Regions from separate parts of the Homo sapiens genome. Here region 1 is linked to region 2. A link is a loop called in an ENCODE intact Hi-C map of the cell type or tissue named here. Cell type or tissue: PC-9. All regions are shown on one strand. Links, peaks and the distances in the headings refer to the core of each region. The heading gives the core; the rest is flanking DNA.

What was found. Hi-C counts contacts between places; a loop is a spot of excess contacts. Peaks named below come from ENCODE experiments on the same cell type or tissue, not always from the same donor. Only the 100,000 strongest peaks of a DNase experiment are listed, where the experiment ranks them.
Region 1: it touches region 2 in a loop (4-fold over the local background); 2 of 110 quality-filtered maps call a loop at or near these places.

Annotation. Positions count from the first base shown.
Region 1 is chr11:34,680,743-34,689,084 of GRCh38, forward strand. It overlaps the pseudogene NDUFB8P3. Among named protein-coding and RNA genes, the nearest start is that of EHF, 64 kb to the left of the region's middle. RefSeq lists enhancers at 1-622, 3,978-5,177, 4,648-4,817. In PC-9, for the core only: no CTCF peak of the experiment used is centred there; DNase peaks (open chromatin) are centred at 629 and 4,729; H3K27ac peaks cover 5,412 bases.
Region 2 is chr11:34,582,732-34,591,073 of GRCh38, forward strand. No RefSeq gene overlaps it. Among named protein-coding and RNA genes, the nearest start is that of LINC02707, 16 kb to the left of the region's middle. In PC-9, for the core only: CTCF peaks have their summits at 3,682 (motif pointing right) and 3,881; a DNase peak (open chromatin) is centred at 3,670; H3K27ac peaks cover 870 bases.

The DNA of each region.
Region 1 (8,342 bases), core at 176-8,175, 98 kb after region 2:
TCTCTAAGCCTACATTTCTACACCTGGAAAAACGGAAAGAAAATGAATAAGGAATGAAACATTTAGTGAGCATCTACTACATATCAGGAGCTCAATGTAAGTTGTCTCAATTATTCATCTCAACATGCTATAATTATTGTCCCTGTTTTATAAATGATGAAAACTTAGGCTCAGGCAGGTTGAGGCTCACCCAAGATCTCATGGCCATTAAGTGACAGAAGCGGAACTTGAATGCAAGTTTTCTGAAACATGTTCTCCACCACATCAACCAACAATTTGAAAGGCTGTCCTAGAGCCGCCTCCCATCCCTCCTTCTGAGTATGTGGAAGGACACAATCTCCTCTTTGCTTCGGCCTTTTCATAGGTAAACATCCCTTTGTAAACTACCCATTATGGGGGAACAGATGCCTGCTATCTTCTAGTGGAGTTTCAAAGGCCCGAATACCTCCACCTGCAGCCAACACAGCACATTTTGCAGGTACTTTGCAGTAATATGAGCCTCTGGTTATTTCCTGAGATGGATTCTTTAATTTTCATGCTTAAACACAAATATAGCTTTGGTCCCTGTAAACAAACACAGTGACAAAGCTACATGACTCACCTACCAGTCATTTCCAGTGGCTTTCCAAAGCATGGGCATGGCATGGTACTGACCACGCATTCTGTCTCCCTGGAAACTGGTTCTTAGGACATGCCTGAGAAAATTAGTTCACTTGTCAGCCACCTGCACTGTGCCATTCTGTTAAGGTAGATTAAGGAGGTGAGGAATGAGGTCTGAGAGCAAGGGGAATCATGGCTTTGCTTGGAAAGAAAGAAGTCTCTTTTGGGCTAGGAGCAATCAATCATTTGACAATCAATTGATTTAGAGTGTGTTGAGAGCCAGGTGCCTGGAATATAAAAAGAGATGAGTTCAGGGAGCCTGGAGGCAAAACCAAGGTTGGAACATGTTTCCTGACCAGCACAAGCGGTAGAGTATTTAACATTATTGACTATTTAGGAAAATCTGGACTTTCACCATAAGCTTAAGACATGGTACCCTGTCATTAATCTTACAATCTTTTGGTAAAGGAAAATGAAGTTGTTGGGATTGAAAAACCTCTCCTTCTAAATCTCCTTTCCCAAATATGGGCCACTTAGAATTCTACCTTGAGTTTTTTGTCTTTTGCTTAAAGTTTTGATCATTATTAACATGTAAATATCCTGGGAAAAAATAACTGATGTGATCAGGGATAGGCTTCACCCATCATACTATTTCAAAAGAAGGAAAGAGCTAAACTAATGTGTTGAGAGGGACTCTCAGGTAGGACTCTGTGAGAGAGATCTGTCCTTGGGCTGGAATGAGAAGTGGTAGGATGGATGTTTTACAGGCACATTTATTTACCTTACAGTGGGGTGCATTAGTTTACTCATTCAATAGTGGTATTTGGGTATAAAAGAAGGATCTAGGAGTAAGTCATAAAAATACATATTTCTCATTAAAATTAATATTATAGAGAAGTTAGGAAACGAGAAAAAAATAAATATAAAATAGAAAAATATCGATAGTTTTACCTCTCAAGTATATATTTTATGTCTTAACATATGTGCTAACAATTTTGTATATTTCTTTCCAGCCCTTGTTCTATGCATTACTTTTTTAAAACGTAGTTGAGATTAAATTACAGCATAATTTTGTATCCTGTCTTTTCATTATCATTATACCCTAAGCACTTTGCATATTACTATAAACTTTAATATTAAAATAGCTAATATATTTTAAGTATTGATAATCAGTATGTGCTAGACACCATGCTAAACACTATATGAGATCCACTATCCCATTTAATCTCCACATAAATTAGTAGGTACTATTACTGTTTTTATATTACAAAGGCTAACACTGAGGCTTAGAAAAGTTAGTTCATTTGTTCACAGCCACACAGCTAAAAGTGGAACAGTTGGGATGTAAATCCAGGCTTGCCAGGCTGCTAAACATGTATTACTATTTTTTCAAGGATGATATTATGTGATAGTTTAATTGAAAGTGTTTTTTCTTACTTAATGATACATGAAATATGGAGGATCTTACAATTAATGGCACCTTAGCATAAATGAAACTTAGTTGTATTAATCTAGGATTACTTTTTATACCTCTACAAATCTCTATGCCTTTACCCAATCAGTTTTGAAAACATATTTTATTTTCTTTTTTTTCTCCATGCGTGACCTGCTATTGTCAATGGCCATTTGGAATTCCCAAAGGATTGGTAGAGGTATGCAGTTGGGATAAAGCATTGAGGATACCAACCAAATGACTCACCAGGGAAAACCTGAGCTCTGCTCTTAAATCTGTCTGTATTCCTGGCCAAGATGCCTCATCTCCTCCTTAGTGCTCTCAGTCTTCTTCTACTTTAATGTTATTTTTAATGACCATATAATTTTCTTTCAAGTGGGAAAAATGATGGGCTTGATTGTTCTCCTATTCGTGGCATTTCTTTTATTTCAATATATTCACTATATAAATAAGGTAGGAGCAAGCATTAAAACATGGTGGGTGAGAAACTCTAGAGATGGAGGGAAAAAGAACATAGGAATTATTTATTTTCTCTGGGTACTGTGCTCTTCTACAGGGTGTTCATAAAGGCTAGAAACATAGAAAAATATATATAACAAATGTTTTATTGATATTACAGACAATAGGCGATGTGTTCAAAGTGCTATCTCTCATTATCAATGTGTGGTTCAATTTGCTGATGAAAATTGCAAAAAACTAGGTACTCTTAATGCATTTCCATAAATCTGTACAGATGCATCTAGGATGCATTGTCTCAGACAATTTATGCCTAGATTTTTCCATTGTGTAAACTGTGCCATTAACATACCCCCAGAGGAAGAATTATAATGAGTTCAGTCTTTGCAAAAGTAGATGTTGGTCACTCTACATTATGTTGTAATACACTCTGTGTTATGGCTTTTTTATCACAGTTTGCCTGGCTTACTACAAACATCTGTATATTGGACATCTCTTTACCAGACACCATAATTCCTTATATATATGAGATATATATATATATATAATATATATATATAAAATTTATTTGACATGTGTAGTATATTTTTCTCCATGAGATAATGAGCACTTACAGGGCAAGAATATTCTCAGCTGCAGAGGTGATCACACTCCACAATTTATGAAACATAATTATTATTAGGCCCTGAAGCATTTCTTTTTAAATTTTACATGTTTATGTACTGTCTTTTATTTTCCTACTCACTCCAGTTTCCATGCCTCTTACCATGGGTGACCATTCTGTTTAATGTGTTTGTTGTACATGGTCTCCTGTGGGGTTGGGTAAAGAATTCGTTGGGATGTACACCTGGAATCTTTGGGTCCTAACTCCCACCCACAGTAATGAACTTTCTTGTGGCATCTCATCCTCATCAACACTTCCACTGTCCAGCTTGGGATTGTTGTTGGTTCAGAAGGTAGAAAGTGATATCTCCTTGTTTTAAATTACTTTTCTCTAAACACGGTGACTATAGTTAATAACAATGTATTGTGTACTTGAAAATTGCTAAGAGAGTGGATTTTAAGTGTTCTTACCACAAAAAATGGTATGTGGAGCTAATATATGGTAACTAGCTGAGTTTAGCCATTCCACAAATCTATACATATTTCAAAACATCATTTTGTACACCATACATATATATACTTTTTATTTATCAATTGAAAACATTACATTTAAAAACAGCTTTCCTCTGACTACTAGTAATTTTGAATGACTTTAATATACTAAGTAATCTTCTGTGTTTCCTCTTCTTCAAATTGTCTTTTCATACCCTCTATTTTCTTATTGGGGCTATTGTATTTGGGGAAATTTATTGAATTTGTTTGAATATTTTAGATATTGGTTTTAGAGATTACAAATATCTTCTGAGGTGCTCTCTCACTTTCCTTTTAAATACTGTCATTCCCCTATTTTTTTTTCATGATGTCCTTCAATGAACAAAAATCCACAGTTTTGTTATAGTCAAATCTTTCAAGGGTTTTTTTTCATTGCCATTGGGTTTGTGCTCTGGAAGTTTTATTGATGCTCTCTCTTTCCCTGCCACAAGCCCCTAGGTCACAAAAATATTCTACATTTTCTTCTAATTATTTTAGTTTTATAGCTCACATTTAGGCCTTTAATTAATCTAGAATCTATCCTTGTTTAAGGAGTTCAATGAGGATTTCATTAATTTCAGTTTTCTAGTTTCTCAATATTTATTAAACAAAGTGTCTCTCAATGAATGCGTAATCTATTATCTATTTGTCCGACACTAATTTTTTCTCTTCTGTTGGCTAATTTGTTTTTGAAACATTACCACACTGTTTTCATTATCAGTCTCTAATATGTCTTAAAGTTAATGTTGTCTTGGTAATTTGTGAACCAATATAAATTTTAGATGATCAAGTTCCTTGAAAACAATCCAGCTGGAATTTTAGTTGGTATTGCCTTGATTTTACAGGTCCTTACCTGAAGCCCAAGGTGATTTTTGGCCGCTGGCGACCTTGTGACCGTTGGCAGTGGGTCAGATGTGGCACTCAGAATTAGGGGAAGGATTGGTGATGCCAGAACATCTGGTGAAGCCGGCACTTCAAGGCACTCCTCAAGCCTGGAAAGCCTCACCAATAGGTATGACTCATGGTTTCGTGAAAAGCTGCTGATCTCATTAGTTTCAGAAATGATTGCATGGCTGGGCAGGGACTCTCGGGTAGATGCAGCGCTGACTGGGTGCCCCCGGGAAGAATACCTCGCATTTCTCCTGAGGTGGTGAAATAGGCGGAAACTGGTTCCCATCCAAATCCTGGAAACCACCATGGGTGAGGTCATGTCCACACATGTCAAGGCCTTGATGAGATAGTTATCTGCATAGTCCAGAAAAATCACTTTTCCACCAAACATTCTAAATGATTGATGGAGAAACAAATTTTCCAATTACGCTAACTTTCATTGTTATTACTAAAGAATTAAGTGCTACACCACACACACACACACACACACACACACACACACAGTCACACAATATTCAGATAAAAAGAAAGCCTAATTATTTTATATTCAGAAAAAAATGAATTGGCCTTTCTGAACAACCACAACGATGAAAAAGGAAAAGAAATCTGTTAAAACTTTAATTTTAGTTTTCCTTTTAGATTTTAAAATAATTGTGAAATATTTCAAACATAGAAAATATATAGAGTTTTTCTTTCTTTTTGGGAAACAGAGTTACAATGAAAGATACAATTGGAGACCACAGGGTACCATTGCGCCGGTCCTATTCTTCTGCTTCTCTTCTGAGTACTCATGCTTATTTTATACTTTTACTATCTATGTATGCATCCCTAAACTGTAAATAGCAAAATTTTGCACATTTTAAGATTTTATCTGAATGGTCCTATGTCTGTATCATTCTGCAGTGTGTGTTTTATCAATATTAGTATTTGTTGTTCTCTCAATTTGAAGTTTTCCACATTTATTTTAAGTGTTCCATTAAACATATTCCATTCCAGAAAATATATTGAAATTTATTCATTTCTATTGATAGATATTTAAATCATTTCCAAATGTTTGCTCCCAGGAAAACAGCTGCAATGGACATTATTACACATGTTTCCTCATGCACAAGAGTTAGAGTTTCTCTAAAACACTATTTTGGAGAGAGTATGAGCATCTTCAGAGTTCCTAGATAATGCCAAATTGTTTTTCAAAGTAATAGTATTAATTTACCCTCCTACCAGCATATCCTTACCAACACTTGGCATTGCCAAACTTTTGAATTTTCATAAATTTGATGGATGTGAAATGTTTTCTCATTAGTGTTATAATTTGCATTCTGCAGATATTAATGAGTTTGAGCACATTTTCATATATTTATTGTCTTCTCAGGTTTTCTTTCCTGTGAATTGCCTGTTTATATTTATTTATTTATTTCTGACCTGGGGGATGCTATAAACTGAATTCTGTGCCCCACTCCCTACCCAGTTCCCTACCCAGTTTCGTATGTTGAAGCTTTAACCCTTAATGTGATCGTATTTGGAGATGGGGTGTTTGGAAGTTTAATGTATTTATTTAAATTTTTTATTTCCATAGGTTATTGGTGAACAGGTGGTGTTTAGTTACATGAGTAAGCTCTTTAGTGGTGATTTGTGAGATTTTGATGCGCCCATCATCCGAGCGGTGTACACTGCCCCAATCTGTAGTCTTTTTTTTTTTTTAATTATACTTTAAGTTTTAGGGTACATGTGCACATTGTGCAGGTTAGTTACATATGTATACATGTGCCATGCTGGTGCACTGCACCCACTAACTCGTCATCTAGCATTAGGTATATCTCCCAATGCTATCCCTCCCCCCTCCCCCCACCCCACAACAGTCCCCAGAGTGTGATATTCCCCTTCCTGTGTCCATGTGATCTCATTGTTCAATTCCCACCTATGAGTGAGAATATGCGGTGTTTGATTTTTTGTTCTTGGCGATAGTTTACTGAGAATGATGTTTTCCAATTTCATCCATGTCCCTACAAAGGACATGAACTCATCATTTTTTATGGCTGCATAGTATTCCATGGTGTATATGTGCCACATTTTCTTAATCCAGTCTATCATTGTTGGACATTTGGGTTGGTTCCAAGTCTTTGCTATTGTGAATAATGCCACAATAAACATATGTGTCCATGTGTCTTTACAGCAGCATGATTTATAGTCCTTTGGGTATATACCCAGTAATGGGATGGCTGGGTCAAATGGTATTTCTAGTTCTAGATCCCTGAGGAATCGCCACACTGACTTCCACAATGGTTGAACTAGTTTACAGTCCCACCAACAGTGTAAAAGTGTTCCTATTTCTCCACATCCTCTCCAGCACCTGTTGTTTCCTGACTTTTTAATGATTGCCATTCTAACTGGTGTGAGATGGTATCTCATTGTGGTTTTGATTTGCGTTTCTCTGATGGCCAGTGATGATGAGCATTTTTTCATGTGTTTTTTGGCTGCATAAATGTCTTCTTTTGAGAAGTGTCTGTTCATGTCCTTTGCCCACTTTTTGATGGGGTTGTTTGTTTTTTTCTTGTAAATTTGTTTGAGTTCATTGTAGATTCTGGATATTAGCCCTTTGTCAGATGAGTAGGTTGCGAAAATTTTCTCCCATTTTGTAGGTTGCCTGTTCACTCTGATGGTAGTTTGTTTTGCTGTGCAGAAGCTCTTTAGTTTAACTAGATCCCATTTGTCAATTTTGTCTTTTGTTGCCATTGCTTTTGGTGTTTCAGACATGAAGTCCTTGCCCATGCCTATGTCCTGAATGGCAATGCCTAGGTTTTCTTCTAGAGTTTTTATGGTTTTAGGTCTAACGTTTAAGTCTTTAATCCATCTTGAATTGATTTTTGTATAAGGTGTAAGGAAGGGATCCAGTTTCAGCTTTCTACATATGGCTAGCCAGTTTTCCCAGCACCATTTATTAAATAGGGAATCCTTTCCCCATTGCTTGCTTTTCTCAGGTTTGTCAAAGATCAGATAGTTGTAGATATGCGGCATTATTTCTGAGGGCTCTGTTCTGTTCCATTGGTCTATATCTCTGTTTTGGTACCAGTACCATGCTGTTTTGTTTACTGTAGCCTTGTAGTATAGTTTGAAGTCAGGTAGCGTGATGCCTCCAGCTTTGTTCTTTTGGCTTAGGATTGACTTGGCGATGCGGGCTCTTTTTTGGTTCCATATGAACTTTAAAGTAGTTTTTTCCAATTCTGTGAAGAAAGGCATTGGTAACTTGATGGGGATGGCATTGAATCTGTAAATTACCTTGGGCAGTATGGCCATTTTCACGATATTGATTCTTCCTACCCATGAGCATGGAATGTTCTTCCATTTGTTTGTATCCTCTTTTATTTCCTTGAGCAGTGGTTTGTAGTTCTCCTTGAAGAGGTCCTTCACATCCCTTGTAAATTGGATTCCTAGGTATTTTATTCTCTTTGAAGCAGTTGTGAATGGGAGTTCACTCATGATTTGGCTCTCTGTTTCTCTGTTGCTGGTGTATAAGAATGCTTGTGATTTTTGTCCATTGATTTTGTTTTCTGAGACTTTGCTGAAGTTGCTTATCAGCTGAAGGAGATTTTGGGCTGAGACAGTGGGGTTTTCTAGATATACAATCATGTCATCTGCAAACAGGGACAATTTGACTTCCTCTTTTCCTAATCGAATACCCTTTATTTCCTTCTCCTGCCTAATTGCCCTGGCCAGAACTTCCAACACTATGTTGAATAGGAGTGGTGAGAGAGGGCATCCCTGTCTTGTGCCAGTTTTCAAAGGGAATGCTTCCAGTTTTTGCCCATTC
Region 2 (8,342 bases), core at 73-8,072:
TTTCTGGAACACAACCATGTCCACTAGTTTTATATATTGTATATGGCTGCTTTTGTATTACAATAGCAGAAGCAGAGTCGAGTAGGTTGGACAGAGATTTAATGGACGCAAAGTCAAAATTATTTAATATCTGGCCTTTTGCAAAATAAGATTTACCAAGCCTTGGTCTGGGTGGTCAACAAAACAATAAATCAAGCCTTGATCTGTAGTGTCTGCCAATTTCCATGGTGTAAATACTCCCATCATGGCCAATTTCTATCTACCAACATGACACAGCAAAACATAGAGTTGGGAAGAGATGTGTAAAGTACACCGTTATAGAGTATTCTCACTCTATAGCTACAGTGGCTATAAATAACTTCCAGAGCATAGACAATAGTAAAATGTAGTCATAATTAAGAACTGGTAAGTTTTGAGTGTTTATTACCTTTGTTTCTAAATACAATTTATTTAATTTTAAGTTTATATTTTAATTTCGAATAATGGCTGGGTTTAACAAGTGGTTTGCAAAATCTCTGAGAACTTAACAATCAGTTATCATGAGTTGGCACTATTGCTTTCCTTTGGTGCCCAGCTGTCTTCTTTTTTCAGCCATTTCCCTGTCTCCAGGAGATAATCCTTTTTTTTCTTCTCAGCCTGTCTGCTTCCCAAAGTATCCTTTGTTCTTTTCATGGCCCTCTGGCTACGCAGGGACCCCACTTTTTGCCAAACTAATCTTTTAAAACATATGTCCCACAGAGTACCATTCCCTTTCATCTGCTTCCCATCAATACTCTTATTTCTACAATAGGGTTGATACCAAATGGCCAGCAACAATTTGTAATAAGCTGTAAATGATTAATGGCCTGGAAACACTTGCATTTTAAAAAAAGGAGTCTTGTTGACCCAAAGGTTATAGGGTTTGAATGTCTGGCAACATTGCAGGTGTGAGGAACGTCTTTGGAATTCCTAGTTCCCCCCAAAAGGTTACTGTCTTCTTCAGTGACAAACAACCAACCCAAGCGTGTACCCTGATGCTCCTCATTACCCCTCAAAACTTTTTCCTTTTCAATCTTTTTAGTTTTAGCTCTTTATTTCCCCTCCACTTTCATTCCTTATTTAAACCTCTCAATTGTAACTGAAGCAGATGTTATATGGACTTGGGGAAAGGGATCAATAAATCATTCAGTTGTTTGTGCTTATCTAGAACTGTCAGCCCCTGAATTGTGTGGTCTTGGCTGGCATCTGAGCACACCTGGTGCATCAGCAGAATCAGTGTTCTCTCAGTTCCTGGTTGGCTCTACTGTCTGGCACCATTCGGCTGTTTGTACTTATCTGGAACTGCCAATGGGAAGATCACATGGTCATTGAGAAACCGCACCCTGAAGAGATGGCTAAAAGCCTGGAGGGCATGCCCATCACAGCCTTGCCGGGAGTGTGAAAGGTGGTGTGAAGACCCTGGGGCTCACAGGACTCCCTCACCACGGGGCACAGTGTAAGAAGGTCCACGGTGAAAATGCAGTAGGAGGCAGTTACATCAGGCTCTGGATCGATGATATCAAGGAACAACCCAGGCTGAAGGAAAAGGCGTTTGTGTTTCAGGAAAGATGTATTGAGCCTCATCCATGCTCCAGACTTTGTTTAGGCCCTGGGTTACAGCATGGAATGGAATGAAACCCCTGTTCTTTAGTTTCTTACATGTTGAGTGGGTGAGACAGAAAGCAGCAATATGGTAAAGAGGGGGGAACAGGGGAAGAATGGTAGGAGATCAAGTTAGAGAGGGGAATGGGCTAGATCATGGAGCAACCGGGGCAAGATGTCAAGCCCTTGGAAGGTTTTGAGCAAGAGAGTGTTATGTTCTGACTTACGTCTTGAAACACTCTAGTTGCTGTACAAGGAGACCAGGTCAGAGGCTATTGCAGTTGTCCAGGTGAAGGTGGCCAGGTAGCGATGGAGGATGAGAAGTAGAAAATTCTGTGAAGGCAGAGCTGACAGGATTTACAGATGGATTGGCTCATGAGAGGAAAAGAGGGACTCACGGATGATGCCAAAGTTTTTGACCTGAGAAACTGGAAGAATGGAATTTCCACTTACTATGATGGGAGAGGTTGTGAAAGGATGACTTAGGGGTTGGAGAAAACCAGGAGTTTGGATATGGGCCTTAGATATTGCCATGCAGATGTTGAGTAGACAGCTGCACATATGAGTTGGGAGTGCAGAGGGAGAGGCTGGGGTTCTGGGTATCAGTATATGAATCATCTGTGTCCACATGGCATTTAAAGGCATGAGACCAGGTGACCCCCCTTATAGAAAGATTAGATCCAAAAGAGTAGTGGTCTGAGGACTGGGCTTTAGGCCCTGATGCTCAGAGGTGAGGACCCAGGAAAGGAGACACAGAGAATCCTCTTTGTCAGAGCATTACAAAAGGGCTATTTGGAAATAGTTCAGGTGGTGACTGGGTGAAAAGCCCTTCGAACAGCCTCAAGGACCCAGGCTGGTGGACTGCTGGCTGAGTCCTGTTGTGCCTCAGAGGATATTGTAATATTTGGAAAAATTTCTCCAAGTCAAATTTAAATTAACATGAATGTCATATGGCTTTTTGGTACGTCCTACAGTCAAGCAAATAACAATTGGATAGGGTAGCTGCAGGAAGACTGGGTGTCTCTACAGTGGTCAAGTTGGAAGAACAAAGAATGAGTGATTGATCTTTTGCTACTCCCCAAGGGGAGAAGCCACTGATAGCTTCCTTGGAAGCACTTTGTATCTCACCTGCCCCAGAGTAGATTAAATATTAAGTTTCCTCCCTTCTTTCAAGTCCTAGTGCTGCCATTGATAGTGCTGTGACTTCAGGAAAGTTGCTTAACTTTTCCAAACCTCTATTTCCTCATTACTAATGAGTAATAATTCCCACCATAGGGTGTTTATAAAGATTAAATAATTTTAAATATGTTGAAGCATGTAGTGAACTGCAAAGCAATATGCAAATATAAGAGGTGGAAATGACTATGCCTATAATTACGTGGCTCAATTTACACAATAATAGATTTTCACACTTTGCATAAATAATGAGGGTTTTTATACTCAAGTCACTGAACTTACTATCTTCAGGATCCAAAATCCCCAAACAGAAGGCATCCCCTACTGTTAGCTCAAATAGCTCTTGCTGGTTTAGAGAGTTAATGCAAGCCCCACTGCCTCCTGAGCTGGAAACATGAAACAGAAGTTTCAGTTCCCTAATCAATCCATTCTTTCTTCCTCTGGCTTCTGATAGGCCTCCTCCTTATCTTTGTAAACCCTGTAGCTGGTTGCTAGTTGAAAGTGCCTCTGATCTCCCTCTTCTGCCTCCCATGATGTTGATAAAAAGCACGAGGGCACATGCAGGATGAAAACGATCGTGGTCCTGCCAGCCTGAATTATTAAAGCATTTCAGTCCTAAGTATGAGGTGTGTATATGTTGGGGTGTGGAGTGAGTTGTGGAGATGAGAGACAGCTGAATTACATAAAGTTGAGAAGATCTGAGTTCTAGTCTTGAAATTCACAAGCCATCTCTATACAATAGTTCCGTTACTCAGTAAAGTAAAAGCATTGGATCTAAGCTTTAAGGACCCTTCTAGTTCTTTCTGATTGGAATTGTGTGACTTCATCTTTTGTGGGTTAGAAACTCATCACTCTGTCCAGTTATTTCTATATTATGCCACCAGATGGCAATGTTTCCTTAACCCCAAAGAAAGTTTTCATTCTGGTAAAAAGTCAAGTTTTGTTGCCAACTTTTCCCCCTCTGAACGTGCAAAAGAATGATTTTCCGAAGCTGTGGAGGAAAGAAAGAACTCTCCTTCTGAACATCTCAGGTGGTTTATGCTGGAAACAGACAGGACCCTGTTTAGAGAAGATCTCTCTTTTCTTCGTGGACTGGGAACTCCAGTTGGAATGATGTCTCCTGTGATTGCGTATGGTGGGAGGTGGGAGATGTTGGAATTGGCGTGTCCTCAGGAGGCTTGGGGGTGGGGGAGATGTGCCCTAGCTGGTGGGCCTGCATGAGCCCTGCAAAACTCTGACTTATAGAGGGGCATCAGATGCCAAGTTTTACCAGACCATGCAGAACTAGGAATTGCCAGATGCACTCATAGGGCAGCTAAAATGGTCCTGGCAGAATCAGACTCTTTCGCTCATAAAGGTCAGAGACGCAAGAAAGCGACATAAAGTCCAGCCCTTTTCTTGTGCAGATGGGGAAATTGAGGCCTAGAGCAGGTCAGCTGTCCTGATTCTATCTCCTTGCCAAGTTACTTTGTATTTAAACATTTCAAGTAGACTTTTCAATCATCTCATCTTGCTGTGTTCAGCTAGCGCACCTTGTTAAGCCTGTTGGCCTCCGGGCCTGCCAAGCCCCTGCATCTATACACACCAGGGCATGCTGCATGCGCTCAGTGAGACTTCAACAGCTGACTGATTCGTTCAAACCTATCAAACAGCAGACTTAGCTAGTTGGGGAGAAAAGTCATTTAAAGTAATTGCTTATTAATCTGCAAAACAAGTCTCATAGCAGGTTTTTATTTTATTTTATTTTTTTTTTTGCTTTTAACAACGATATAATAACAACAAACATTTGTTTAGTGTTTCCTGTGGACCAGGCTCTGTGTTAAGCACTTAACATCACTATATCATGCACTTTTGCTAATAAAGCTGTGAAATAGTTATTACTATTTCTGCTTTACAGCTGCAACAGAGACTCAGAGAGGTTAGGTAACTTGCCCCAGGTCACAGAGCTGGAAGGAGCAGAGCCAATATTCACACCCTGATTTGCGTAATTCCAGATTTGATCTTCTAGCTTCTATGCTGTGCTGCCTCTTCATGACAGTTTTTCTCATGTACAGGATCTGATGCAGAAACTTATCGGAGTTTCTTACCGGAGCACCAGTCACCTCTCATCATTTTCCTGTTTTGACGTGAAGGCTCAGTGATAGTGAGCAGGCTCAGGGTCTACAGAGTTGGTGATATCAGCATCACACAGGACATTCAGAATGTTGACTCCAGGGATGTTGAGAGATACTCCTGCACAAAGCTGCCAGCACCCGTGTCCAAGAAACACTCAGAATCTAGGTCTCCTTGTATATTTTCCCCACTACCTGCAAAGGTAAAGAGGAACAGGCAGTGCTGGGACCGAGGGAGCGACAGTCCTAATGGAAGCTAGTGTGTTGAGAGTCTCCTCTGTGTCATGCTCTGAGCGACATGTTTTATATGCACGATCTCATTTAGACCTTGTGACAGCATGTTGTAGCAAGGACCCCATCATCACAGGGGGCAAATGTCTGCAGTGCAGAAAGTCGTCCTGAAGAAATGGATGTCAGATAAAAACAGTCTTCATAAATCAATGATCCTGTTTTACCTCAAAAGTGCATGAAATGGAAATGGAAATATCTTGTGAAGATGTAGACAAATGACGGTCATTGCCCAGAGCAGTAGTTACTGTCAGAAAAAGAGATAAGGATTTCCAGTCTGACAGACTGGATTCCTGGCTCAACACCACCCCCTTCTAACCATGTGACCTTGGGCAAATTACCTAACCTTTTCTGAGTCTCAATTTCCTCATCTTCCAAAAGGGGATAATATCATATATGTTCCAAGATTGCTGTGAGTATTAAATGAGATGATGTATGTAAAGTACCTGGCCAGCAGTCTCTGGCACATAGTAAGTATTCAATAAAGACTAATGGTGGAGATGAGTATAGGGGCTACTAATGCCCATCCTTACTCCAGAGACTTCTTTCTGACCATCATGAGGCACTTTTGAATATCTAAACCCATTTAAAGCCCACTTTTCTCTATGGCTGGCCATTTCTGCCTATTGACAGCTAATTTGCCTCATCCTACAGGACACCTTCCATGTTTCCCCAGACTCCAGAAATCAGGTATTAAATTATCAGGGCTTCAGGAGCCATGGTCTATGATGAGTTTACTACCTGTGCCCAATAAATGTTTAAGAAATAAATAAGAGCCAATATAACTATAAAGACCAAGAGCCAAAATAAGTCTCTTTGCTTGCGCTTTAGATCTTAAGAGTCCTTTATATTCAAGCTGCTCAGAGTCAAACGTGTGCCTAATAAACATTCTACAAAGGTCCTGGCGTGGTGTGACCAAAGGAAGAGAGAGGGCTCCAGTGTCTGTCACTGGGAGACCAGATGGACAGCCACGTGGGGCAGGGCCACTGGTGCCACATGTCCAGGTCTGTTAAGCCCTATGAAAGACACTTGAGTCAAAATGTATTTCTATCTAAGAAAGAAGACTATAAATGGAAAAGGGAGAGGGGAGAAGACCTCTCAAGGGCATCTCCCTCTAGAAGTAGAGATTGTGAATCTGCAGCAGAAAGGTTTTAAACAAGGGATAGCAGAATGCCTGGATGGTGTTCTAGTGCCTGAATGGAAAAAGGCCACAATGACCAACAAATCCCACCTACATCCGCCTTCCTCACTGCCTGAAATCCCACCATTAGGATTTTTTTCCTTTTGGGTTAGCAACCAAGAAAGAGTAAAGTCTGGAAGACTCTTATTCCACATCTTCACTTTGCAGCGCCTCTTTTTTTTTTTTTTTTTGAGATAGAGTCTTGCTCTGTCACCCAGGCTGGAGTGCAGTGATGCGATCTCAGCTCACTGCAAGCTCTGCTTCCTGGGTTCACATCATTCTCGTGCTTCAGCCTCCCGAGTAGCTGGGACTACAGGCACCTGCCACCACTCCCAGCTATTTTTTTTTGTATTTTTAGTGGAGACAGGGTTTCACCGTGTTAGCCAGGATGGTCTTGACCTCATGATCCGTCCGCCTTGGCCTCCCAAAGTGCTGGGATTACCACCTCTTCTTAATTACAAACATAAACAAAAACTAACAACTTTCTAGTTTTTTCTTTTTCTTTTTTTTTAAATTACAAAAGAGATCCATATTCGTCAGAGAATAATTGGAAAAAAGAGATAAGCAAAATCAGAAAAATAAATTCAGCCTGTAATCACCCAGAGATAACAATTATTAAAATTTAGGTATTCACTTTGTTATTTCCTTTTATAACAAAACTTTTTTTTCTTGTGAAATTTAATAGAATACAATTGAACTATTTTTTCCTTTATGGTTAATGATTCTTGTTTCTTATTTAGGAAATCATTTCCTGAGTCATAAAGAATTCTCTCATATTTTCTTCTAAAGCTTTATACAGTTTTGCCCTTCAAATAAGGTTAATAACCCACCTAGAATTGATTTCTGTGTATGGCATGCAGTAGAGACAAGTTCTACTTTTTTCTCTCAAATGAATATTCAGTTGGACCAAGGCTGTCCTTTCTCCACTACTTTGCAGTTTCACTTTTTGTTGAAAAATCAATTGTTCATACATGGGTAGATCTCTTTCTGGGCACTCTTGGAGTCTATTGGTCTGTCTATAAGTTGAACAGGATCAGACAGGCTGTGCTTTGTTTCAGGTAACAAAGAACCCCAACATCTCACTGATGAATACACTAAAGTCATTTTTGTTTTCCATTGGCAGTTCACTTCTGATGCAGGAGATGCATCAGGCCAACCGCCCTTTGCAAGGTGAAGTGTCTGCACCATTGGAAGTACTCTCCATCCAGGGGAGAGAGACTGGAAATGGTCCATGAGGTTTTCATCGACCCAGAATGAAAGCATCACCCATCATTCCCTTCTTGTTACAGCCTATTTGTCAGAACCAGTCAGAGTTCCACCCACCTGCAAAAGGTTGTGACGTGCTGTTTGCGATTTGCCTGGAAGGAGGGAATACCCAGATACAGGAAAATGCTAGTGACGTGCACTTCCATCTAACTATCTTTGAATGAAAATGACAGTCTTAATTACTGCAGTAAGATAAGCAGACTCTATACCTGGTAGAGCAAGTCCTCTTACCCCATTTCTTCTTCAAGAAGGTCTTGGCTAGTTTGGAACCTTGGCAATCCCATATAAACTTTAGAAAATGCTAGTTAAGTTCTTTAAAAATCCTGCTGAGACTTTTATTGAATCCATAGCTTCATTTAGAGAGAGCTGACATTTAAATTAGGGAGTGCTCCAAGCCACTAACATAGAATTTCTCTCTTTTACTCCAGGTCTTCTTTAATTTCTCTCGAGTGTTTTGTAATGTTTTGCGCAAAGTTCTTGCACATCTTTTGATAGATTTCCCCCTAGGTTTTGGATATTTTTAAGATGCTAGTGTAAATGTTATTGCTATATATTTTTCATTTTACAAATATATGTGTTTAGTATATAGAAATTTAATTCATGTTTCTGTATTGACTTTATTGAGTAACCTTATGAAACTTTCTTAAATTCTAAAAATTATCCACAGCTTCCCATAGATTTTCTATGTAGGTAATAACATA